2 separate regions of the Homo sapiens genome follow, and region 1 is linked to region 2. A link is a contact called in ENCODE Hi-C or POLR2A ChIA-PET data. All regions are on one chromosome and are shown on one strand. Each heading gives the region's core, a stretch centred on a gene start or an enhancer-like site at or near the end of the contact. The rest is flanking DNA. Distances are from core to core; before and after follow the strand shown.

Evidence for each region. A loop is a pair of places that touch in the nucleus more often than their neighbours do. ChIA-PET counts read pairs that join two places held with the same protein, here RNA polymerase II (POLR2A). Pooled maps may share reads with other maps.
Region 1: a pooled map shows a loop between it and region 2 (2.5-fold over the local background). The contact joins the promoter of PTOV1-AS1 here to the promoter of DMWD in region 2. A Hi-C loop is called at or near these places in 5 of 50 pooled maps. POLR2A ChIA-PET finds 5 or more read pairs at or near these places in 2 of 52 experiments (HEK293T and naive thymus-derived CD8-positive, alpha-beta T cell).

What each region holds. Positions count from the first base shown.
Region 1 is chr19:49,848,562-49,853,158 of GRCh38, forward strand. PTOV1-AS1 (PTOV1 antisense RNA 1) reads right to left here and starts at 3,115. Exons shown (of 4, transcript NR_040037.1): 1 at 3,007-3,115. It overlaps PTOV1 (PTOV1 extended AT-hook containing adaptor protein), which reads left to right and starts at 2,598. Exons shown (of 12, transcript NM_001394010.1): 1 at 2,598-2,938. The coding sequence starts at 2,768. RefSeq lists enhancers at 416-495, 2,297-2,406 and silencers at 1,987-2,066, 2,507-2,796.
Region 2 is chr19:45,790,117-45,794,601 of GRCh38, forward strand. DMWD (DM1 locus, WD repeat containing) reads right to left here and starts at 2,729. Exons shown (of 5, transcript NM_004943.2): 1 at 2,200-2,729; 2 at 789-971. The coding sequence starts at 2,640. RefSeq lists enhancers at 1,100-1,159, 1,180-1,229 and a silencer at 2,378-2,857.

The DNA.
Region 1 (4,597 bases), core at 1,865-4,364, 4.1 Mb after region 2:
AGCATTTTTTTTTTTTTAAGAGATGGAGTCTTGCTTTGTTGCTCAGGCTGGAGTTGCAGTGGTGAGATCTCAGCTCACTGCAACCTCCACCCCCTGGGTTCAATCGATTCTCCTGCCTTAGCCTCCAGAGTAGCTGGGACTACAGGCATACACCACCATGCCCGGTTAACTTTTGTATTTTTAGTGGAGACGGTGTTTCACCATGTTGGCCAGACTGGTCTTGAACTCCTGACCTGAAGTGATCTGCCCACCTCGGCTTCCCAAAGTGCAGAATTACAGGTGTGAGCCACCACGCCTGGCATGTTTTTCTTTTAACAACTCCCTTTTAGTCTTTCCAAAGCAAGCAATCTGGTTTGTGTATAAACAACTGTCTTGCATTAATTTCATTAGTTTGATAGTAAATTAAACAAGAACTTCTGGCATAAACAGGTTTGGATCAAACAGCTACCTTTCAGGAAGTAAACAGCTTGAGAGATGGAAGTGGAATTGCTTAGTCATAATAGTAGCCTGCTAGCCCCAGCAGTGGGCTTCACAGATGAAAAGGAAAGTGTCTTTCAAGTTGGTGGACCGAGTTAAGTGAGATGGTTTCAGAGAGTTTTGTTGCAGTATTACTGATAGAATTTCAGCCTACATTTTCATTTCACTTTCTGACATGAGTTCCCATTTTGCTCACTCTGGAGTACACCCTGGTATACCGCTCTCCATGCTTATACAATTCAGGGCATTCAAACTCACGTGTGTCCTGATGGGTTCTGAGGGATGGGAAGGCATTAACAGGTAGAGAACAGGAAGGATGGGAGAGAGATTTTTTGGGGGGCGGCAGCAGGGGCCACAGTACCAAGTTTGGATTTAATTCTAAAGGCACTGGGAAGCCATTGGATGGTTTTGATTATTGTAGTGACAGAGAAGGCAGCAAGAGTTAGGAGACGTCACCCAGGCAAGAGATCTTGATGGTTTGGACCAACAAGAATGGGGAGAAGTGAGGATTCCGGGAGATTAAAGCAGCTCCTGTTTTTTCTCCTTCCTGCTGCCAGGTTGTCCTCACATGGGTGATTGACAGGGCATTGGAGGTACCTGTTGATAACTAACTTGCAGTTTGTGTTCAGGGAGCACTGACTCCGTTTGGCCACAATGCAGGTTGGATTTGGGGTTTAAGGCTGGGCTCCAGTCAGCCCTCGGGAGCCCCTGGGCAGGAAAACATGGACAGGCCTACGGGTTCTTCTGCCATTTCACTGGCCACTCCTCCGTGTCCTTTGCTGGTTGCTTCTCATTGTCGTGACTGCTAAAGGGATGAGTGTCCCAGTCTCTTTGTGAGCTCATCCAGTCTCCATTCAAACACTGATGACTCCCGAATTTCTCTCTCCAGGCTATGACATCAATATCTATCTACATTGTTTAGTCAACATCCGAAACAGAAGTAGGGACTCCGTCTCTAACCTCCTACAGCTGTGTCTATTTCTCCTCTCTACCTTCACTCGACTCCGCCCACACTGGCTCCCTTTTATTCCTTCTACTTTCAGGATTTGTCTTTGCTGTTCTGTCCTCTTTGCACACTTTTCCAGCCATCTGGAATGGCAGGTTGCTCACAGGTCGTTTTCTTGACTTCCCTTGCTTGCTAACTTTACCTCGCTATGGTCATATCCCATCGCCCTGTGGATGTGCGCTAGTTAACACTTAGCACAGCCTGTGATTATGTCTCTCCCCAGTGGACCGTGGGGCCTGTGAGGGACGTGGTCTGATTCGGTCGTCGCCGAGCACAGAACTGGACAGGGTACTCATAACAGATTTTTGTTGTTGTTTTTAAAGAAAAGCTAACATTTGAGTAGTGACTGCGCCAAGCAGTCAAGCACAGCCCCTCGGGCTCGATCCCCATAACCACTCTAGGGTTAGGTATTACCCACGTTTAAGGAACAAAAATCGAGGGAAAAATCTTATACAACTACTAGTAAGTAGTCATTCCATTTTAGCAGAGCGAATGAGCGAATCCACGGAAGGCCGGGGAGCGACGTGAGTGGCGAGAAGCTTGGAGTCGCCAGGGACGGCGGGCGGAGCCTGGGCGCCGGGGCTAATGGGCGGAGCCTCCAGGGACAGCTGGCCCCGCCCAGGCCGCGCGGGGCCCGCTGGGAGTTGGAGTCCCTTGCCCACCTCGCCACGTCACCGACTGCAAACCTTCAGCTGTCTCAGGCTCGGGTGCAATCCGTACCCTCAGTGGGTTCCCTTTCAGTGGGTTCCTTTGTCCCCAGGCCCATTATTCCGTCCTCCCCTCTTCCCTGATGTATTTTGGCGCGGTCTCCTGGCTCTGCGGGCCCAGGGCTCCGGATGAGGTCTCCCGCCGTCCCGACCCCCGCAAGGGGCCAGCTTGGTGTCGCCTTCGTTCTTCTGCCACCCCATTCGGTAGGGGCTCCCGTTCCCGCCACGCCCCCTGAAGTTGTGGCTCGCGCGTCTTCCCAGGACTCCCCCGCGCCGGAGAGGCCCGCAGGACCGCCGAGCCCACACTCCGCTCCCGCCCGGGCCCCGCTCCCCCGCGCCGCCTTGGTACGCTCCGGCCACGCCCCCTCGGACGCGCTTGGTACGCGCCGGGCTCCCCCGCTCGCCTCAGTGGTTCGGCCGCGGCGACCCCACTCCGGCGGCGCGTCCCCCGAGCTTGGTACGGCTCAGCCCGTCTCCCCCGAAGCCGCGCGCCCGCGCCCGCGCCCCTCAGTCGGTGGAGCCCGCAGCCCCCCTTGTGGCCCGCGGCAGCTCCCCGCCCGCTCGGCCCGCGCCCGCCATGGTCCGTCCGCGCCGTGCCCCGTACCGCTCCGGCGCCGGGGGCCCCCTCGGGGGTCGCGGCCGCCCTCCGCGGCCCCTCGTGGTGCGCGCCGTCCGCTCGCGCTCCTGGCCTGCCAGCCCCCGAGGCCCGCAGCCTCCGCGGATCCGGGCCCGCTCGGCCCCTCCCATGGTGAGCCCCCCGCCCTTTTTCCAGAGCCTTCCACGGCCCCGCCCCCCCAGCCCCTATCCCGGGCTCACGCCTTTGTCCGCAGCCCCCGCCGCTCCGGGGTGTCCCCTGTGGCCCGAAGGGTGGTCCCGCCCGGGGCCGGGTTCCCCCGTGGAGCACCCGGTGGTTCGCGCCGCGCTCTCCCCTTTGTTGCGCGTTCGGGCCGGGGTGGGGGGTTGGGGGACGGGGGCGGGGCGGGCTCATATTACTGCTGACTCCGCGGCCCGATTTAAACGCGGGCTGGGGGCGGCAGACAGGCAGCCGGCACGCTCGCTTGTTTTTCCTATTGGAGAGTTGCTCGCTCTCCGGGCAGGAAACCTGGAAATGGGGGCGGTTTTGGGGGACAGCGGCGAGGGAGGGGCCCGCGCTTTGTACCAGCGCCCCCAGATGTCGCACCCGTGGGCGTTCTCCCCTGGCGGCCGCTCCGTGCCCGTGGAGTGCGCACCTAGAATACGCGCCCGCGCCCACATGTGGGATGCTTTGATGGACTGCCGTGAGCCCAGACCTTAAACGTAAACATTCAGCTTCGCAGGTACTTTGGGCTGCACACGCTTCTCCGGACCCAAAAGATGCACATGCTTTTCAGAAACCGTAAGGTTTACCTGGGGCTGTAAAACCGCACATCGCGACTTTGCACCGTGCACACGCTTGCCCCGATGTGAGATTTCCCCTGGGTTCGCGCTCGGGTCCGCTTCTTAAATACACTGCCTCAGCGGTGTGGATGGCACAGAGCTGTGGCAGCCCTACTGAAACCTTAAACAGGCTTCCTGGGGTCATAAACATGGATACCGAGACTTAGATCACCTCCCACAACTTAAACGTACCCCTTCACTCCACTGCCTTCGCCCCTTCCTGCAGCATTCGCATCTAGTTGTTCAAAAGTGCTTTCCGGGTCCTCAGACATGCACCCCAAGGTTTTAAACCTCAGTGCAAGTACTAGATGGGCTTCCCTGTGCAATAGGGATGTCAGGCGCGCAGTTTTGCACACGATTGCCAAGATGTGAGATTTACTTTAGGTTGCACCTTAACCGTCGTTTTTAAATATGATCGTCCCATCTTGATGTGCTGCTCCTGCTGTGGAAGGTATCCCTGGGTTTTAGGCAAGCATATGTGTTCTTTACTATGGCTCCAGATCCCAGCATATTTGAAGTCCTGAGTCAACCTGCTCTCCTAGACAAGCAGACATTAAGTATGTCGCTTGGGCTCTTAAGTGCGTTCTCCTGACTTTTACCCATCTTTGTGGCAGTAAATGCATACGTGTCACTGTATATGCGGACTAGATACCTCAGGTCCCAGCGCCATAAACAACTTGTATGTTGTAAGTGTACCCTCATCTCGAAAGTCACCTCCAGCTGTGCGTTTTAACTCATCTCAGATGCTGGATGTCCGGTATGGTGCCTGAAGCCCCCGGGGCAACATCCACTCTCTGTCCAACTCATTCTAACGCCAAGATACTCAGGTTTTCTATCTGATCTTCTGACGACTGCCCAAAAGTCAGAATCACCTGCGTGGGTGAAGAATCACCTGCGTGGGTGGAGAATCACCTGCGTGGGTGGAGAGCAAGTTTGTTCAGGTTTTTCTCTTTTTAAGCACTCACAAAATAAAATTTTTTGTGTTTGCTAG
Region 2 (4,485 bases), core at 1,479-3,978:
CTCCAGCCTGGGCGACAGAGCGAGACTCCATCTCAAAAAAAAAAATTAGCCAGGTATGATAGTGCGCACCTGTAGTCCCAGCTACTCAGGAGGCTGAGGCAGGAGAATTGCTTGAACCTGGGAGGCGGAGGTTGCAGTGACCCGAGATTGTACCACTGCACTCCAGCCTGGGCGACAGAGTGAGACTCCGCCTTAAAAAGAAAAAAAAAATTAAAAACAATAAAAATTACAATTACAATTAAAAAAAAAAAAAAGAACCGGGCATGGTGGCTCACACCTGTAATCCCACCACTTTGGGAGGCCGAGGTGGGCAGATCACGAGGTCAGGAGATCGAGACCATCCTGACTAACACGGTGAAACCCCATCTCCACTAAAACTACAATAAATTAGGCGGGCGTGGCAGCAGGTGCCTGAAGTCCCAGCTACTCAGGAGGCTGAGGCAGGAGAATGGCATGAACCCGGGAGGTGGATCTTGCAGTGAGCAGAGATCGCGCCACTGCACTCCAGCCTGGGTGACAGGGTGAGACTCCATCTCAAAATAAATAAATAAAAGAAAGAAAGAAAGAAAGAAAACCCAAGGAGTAAAGTATTCAGCACAAGGGTAACACAGCACAGGGCCTGGGTACAGTAAAGGCAGCTGTCATTAGCTGCTGTCACCCCATTCTCCATCTCTCCCTGGTCCTGCCCCTCTCAGGCCTACACTGTTCCGCAGGCAGCTGCATCCTAATGGCATATAGTGGGTAGGTGAGAAGGCAGAGAAGTTGGGGGCTCTGGGGGCTGCAATCACCTCCTCATTGAACAGCTTGCTGGTGTCCTTTTTGATGAGATCCAGGTACTGCACTTGACCCGCTGAGAAGCCCACCAGCAGCGAGATGGTCTCGGTGGCAGCAGTGAACTGGTTGAAATCGTGGCAGGTGGGCTGGGTGCCCTTGTAGATCCGCTTGTCAATTGGCTTGTTGAGGTCAATGGACTTGAGGGGTGGGAGAAAAGGAGTTAATGGTGTATGCCACTGAGGAGAAGGAAGAGGATGTTGAGGTTGGGGGAAACCACTAAGAGGAAGCAGGGTTAGAACCCAGAGGGAAGTGGGGAGGTGAGTAGGTGGATTGCGAAGGACGGGGCAACCACAGACGGGAAGGGGACCCAAATCACAGACAAGAGTAGCAAAAAAGATGGTAAGGATCCCCCTTGACCACAGTGCCTCCCCAAAGTTGGGTCACCTCTAATTCAGAGACACCCTTGTCCACATAATCAGGGTTCTGGGTCCACACAGTTCCTAAGCTCCGATTCCTTTTAGCCTCACCACTCCATCCTATAACCTCAGCAACTCCCTTGGGACCTAGTACCACACTATTCCAAGACCCCCAAACCTTGAGGTCACCCAAATTTCCAGGACTCTAAAGCCTAACATCCTAGCATTCTCTTCACTTTGTAGTCCCTAAACCGCCACAGTTCTGGGACCCGTCAAACCTCACGGTCTCCCACATTTTAGGCCCATTTATTACCTAGGGGCTCCGAAGGATCCCCATCATTTCTGGGATCACCATAAACGGCCAGGGTTCTCACCACATCGCTTTAGAGATGTCCTGAATCACACCTGCAGATTCCCCTGCCAGGGCCTCTCATTCCCTTGAGAGCTCCCATCAGCTTCCGGACGCTCATCTCCTCCAGGACCCTCATGACTTCCAGACCCCAATTTTCTCTAGAATCCCATTCAGCTTCTGGATCCCCTATCACCTTCAAGGCCCCCATCACTTCTAGACTTCTCCTCATTCCTGGGCTCAATCTCAAGACCCCTCTCCCACACCTCCAGGCTGCAATACTGGGTTCTCCATCACCTCTGGGCTTGCATCACCTCATGATTCCCCATTACCTGCAGAATGCCTGCCACCCCAGAACCCGGGGGATCCCACCTCATCTCAGATACCCCATCATGTCCAATAGTCACCATCCCAGAACTCCTACGCATAACGGGGGTAAAGGGGATTTCCCCCATCACCTCCAAGATGCCTGCCCAGCACCCCGCGGGCCTCTCATCACATTTCAGAATCCTGTACTCCCTCCAATGCTGTCGCCCTACAACGTCCATCACATTTAGAATGCCTATCTCAGGGCCCCATATCAATTCGGGGACCCTCCTATCAGTTCTCTGGAACCTCCATCCTTTCAGCACCCAGGGCCCCACGATGCAGGCCGCTCACCCGTTGGCTCCCACGACGACAGCAGCCTGGGTAGAAATAGAGCTCACGGCCCAAGTTGAAGCAGACGCGGTCTCCCCCCGAGCCCAGCCCCGCGGGCGTGGCGGGCGGCTCCCCGGCCCCGGCGCTGTCCGGCTCCCCGAGGCGCACGAGGCTGAGGCGCACGGCGGGCAGGGCGGGCCCGGGTCCGGGGCCTGCGGGCGGCGGGGACGACGCGGGGCCTGCAGCGCCGGGACCGGAGGCGGAGGCAGGGCCGGGCGGGGGCTGCGGTGGCTGAGGCGGCACCGGAGTCTGGGCGGAAGCCGGACCCGACCTGCGAGCGGCGCCGTCGCCCGGGAGTAGCTTGTAGAAACCCTCGCGCGTGCGGAATTGCGACTTAATCTCCGCGCAGTCCCCCATGGCGGCGCCGGGGCCCGAGCCGCCCTCCGCGCCGCCCGCCGCCATCTTGGGCGCCCCCCGGGCCCCGCCACTGCCGGACTGCCGCCCGCAGCCGGGCCCCCTCCCGGAAGCCGCTGGCCCGCGCCGGAAAAGGTGGGGTCGTCGCCCGGGCAACGCCTCTTCGATTGGCACCCAGATCCGGAGGCGGGACGAATCCCCGCGGTCGCTCGGGTAACGGTGCTGGGACTGTGGGCGGGGCGAGAAGGTGGGCGCGGCCTTTGAGCCTGTGACCGACTTGTGGTTGGCTGCGGGGGCGGAGCCCGCAATGGAAAGAGGCGTGGCCAGTTAGAAAGCTCAAGTCCTTAGCAACCGCGCCCTGGGAACGTTTGCCTAGCAACGGAGGGATTTTTTTTTTTTTTTCCCCCACGACAAAGAAGCCCTCATCCATAGTCCAGCCTTCCCATGAAGTCACAGCCAACCCCAAGTGACCCTGGTCTCTCCTTAGACGCCCAATATACACTCCCCTGACCTCCAGTGTTTCCCACTGACATATTCAAATCCCTGAATGACCACAGCATCTGCTACCATTCTTCCCCACCCTTGGTGACCCACCAAATCCCTGTGTCCCCACACAACTCAGAGGACTTCCTCTGACCCACTATTGATTAATGCTAACTCCAAACATCCTTCATATTTTCCACCAACCTCCAATGTATATTTCCATGATTTTCTTATTTTCAACAACCTCACTTGTCCTCCAAAACCTACCTCTGATTCCCAAATTGTATTGATCCCCACGGTGCCCCAGTGTCCCAGTGATCCACTCGTAACCCAAAGTCTCCCCCTGATCCCAACAGCTCCTACTCATAGCCAGTGCTCCCCATGTCTGCTGAAGCCACCCAGCCCCATCATAGATCTTTCTAGTCTCATGTAGTCAATGGCCTCTACGATTTCTCCCTAGAGTGTCCCAAGGGCATCTCACACTTAAAAAAAAAAATCCTACAATGGTTCGGGCATGGTGGCTCATGCCTGGAATCCGAGAATCCCAGCACTTTGGGAGGCTGAGGTGGGAGGATCGTTTGAGCCCAGGAGATCAAGACTGCTATGAATTCACATCACTGCACTAAAGCCTGGGGGACAGAGTCAGACTCAGTCTCTCTAAAAAAAAAAAAAAAAGAAAGAAAAAAGAATCCTACAATGAAATTGACGTCTTACACCAAATCCTCCACCTCTCTTGCATCCCCACCTTAGGGCTAGCTCTGCCGTCCACTCAGTCAACCAGGCCACAGACCTGGGTGTCTTCCTAGATGTGTACCATTTATCTTCACTCTGCCCCCGCTTACAGCCTCCAAGTCTTTTGCATTCGACCACGTGGAATTCCTCTTTCTCAGTTCCTTGTTCTCCCTGATCCAAGCTTCTCCTCTACCCAAGCCCTTCCCCCACCCCCACATCAACCGTGTCTCTTGGTCTCCCAGATTTCTGTCTCACCCCCACTTCCACCTTTCACTTGGCATGTAGAGAGGTTTTATTTTGTTTTTGTTTTTGTTTTTTTTGAGACAGTCTCACCCTGTCACCCAGGCTGGAGTGCAATGGCTCCATCTCGGCTCAGAGACGGGGTTTCACCATGTTGGCCAGTCTGGTCTCGAACTCCTGACCTCAGGTGATCCACCCACCTCGGCCTCCCAAAGTGCTGGGAGTACAGGCATGAGCCACTGCACCCGGCTTTTTTTTTTTTTTTTTTTTTTTTTGAGACAGAGTCTCGCTCTTGTCACGTGGGCTGGAGTGCAATGGGACGATTTTGGCTCACTGCAACCTCTGCCTCCTGGGTTCAAGTGATTCTCCTGCCTTAGCCTCCTGAGTGGCTGGGATTACAGGCACCTGCCACCACACCCAGCTACTTTTTTGTAGTTT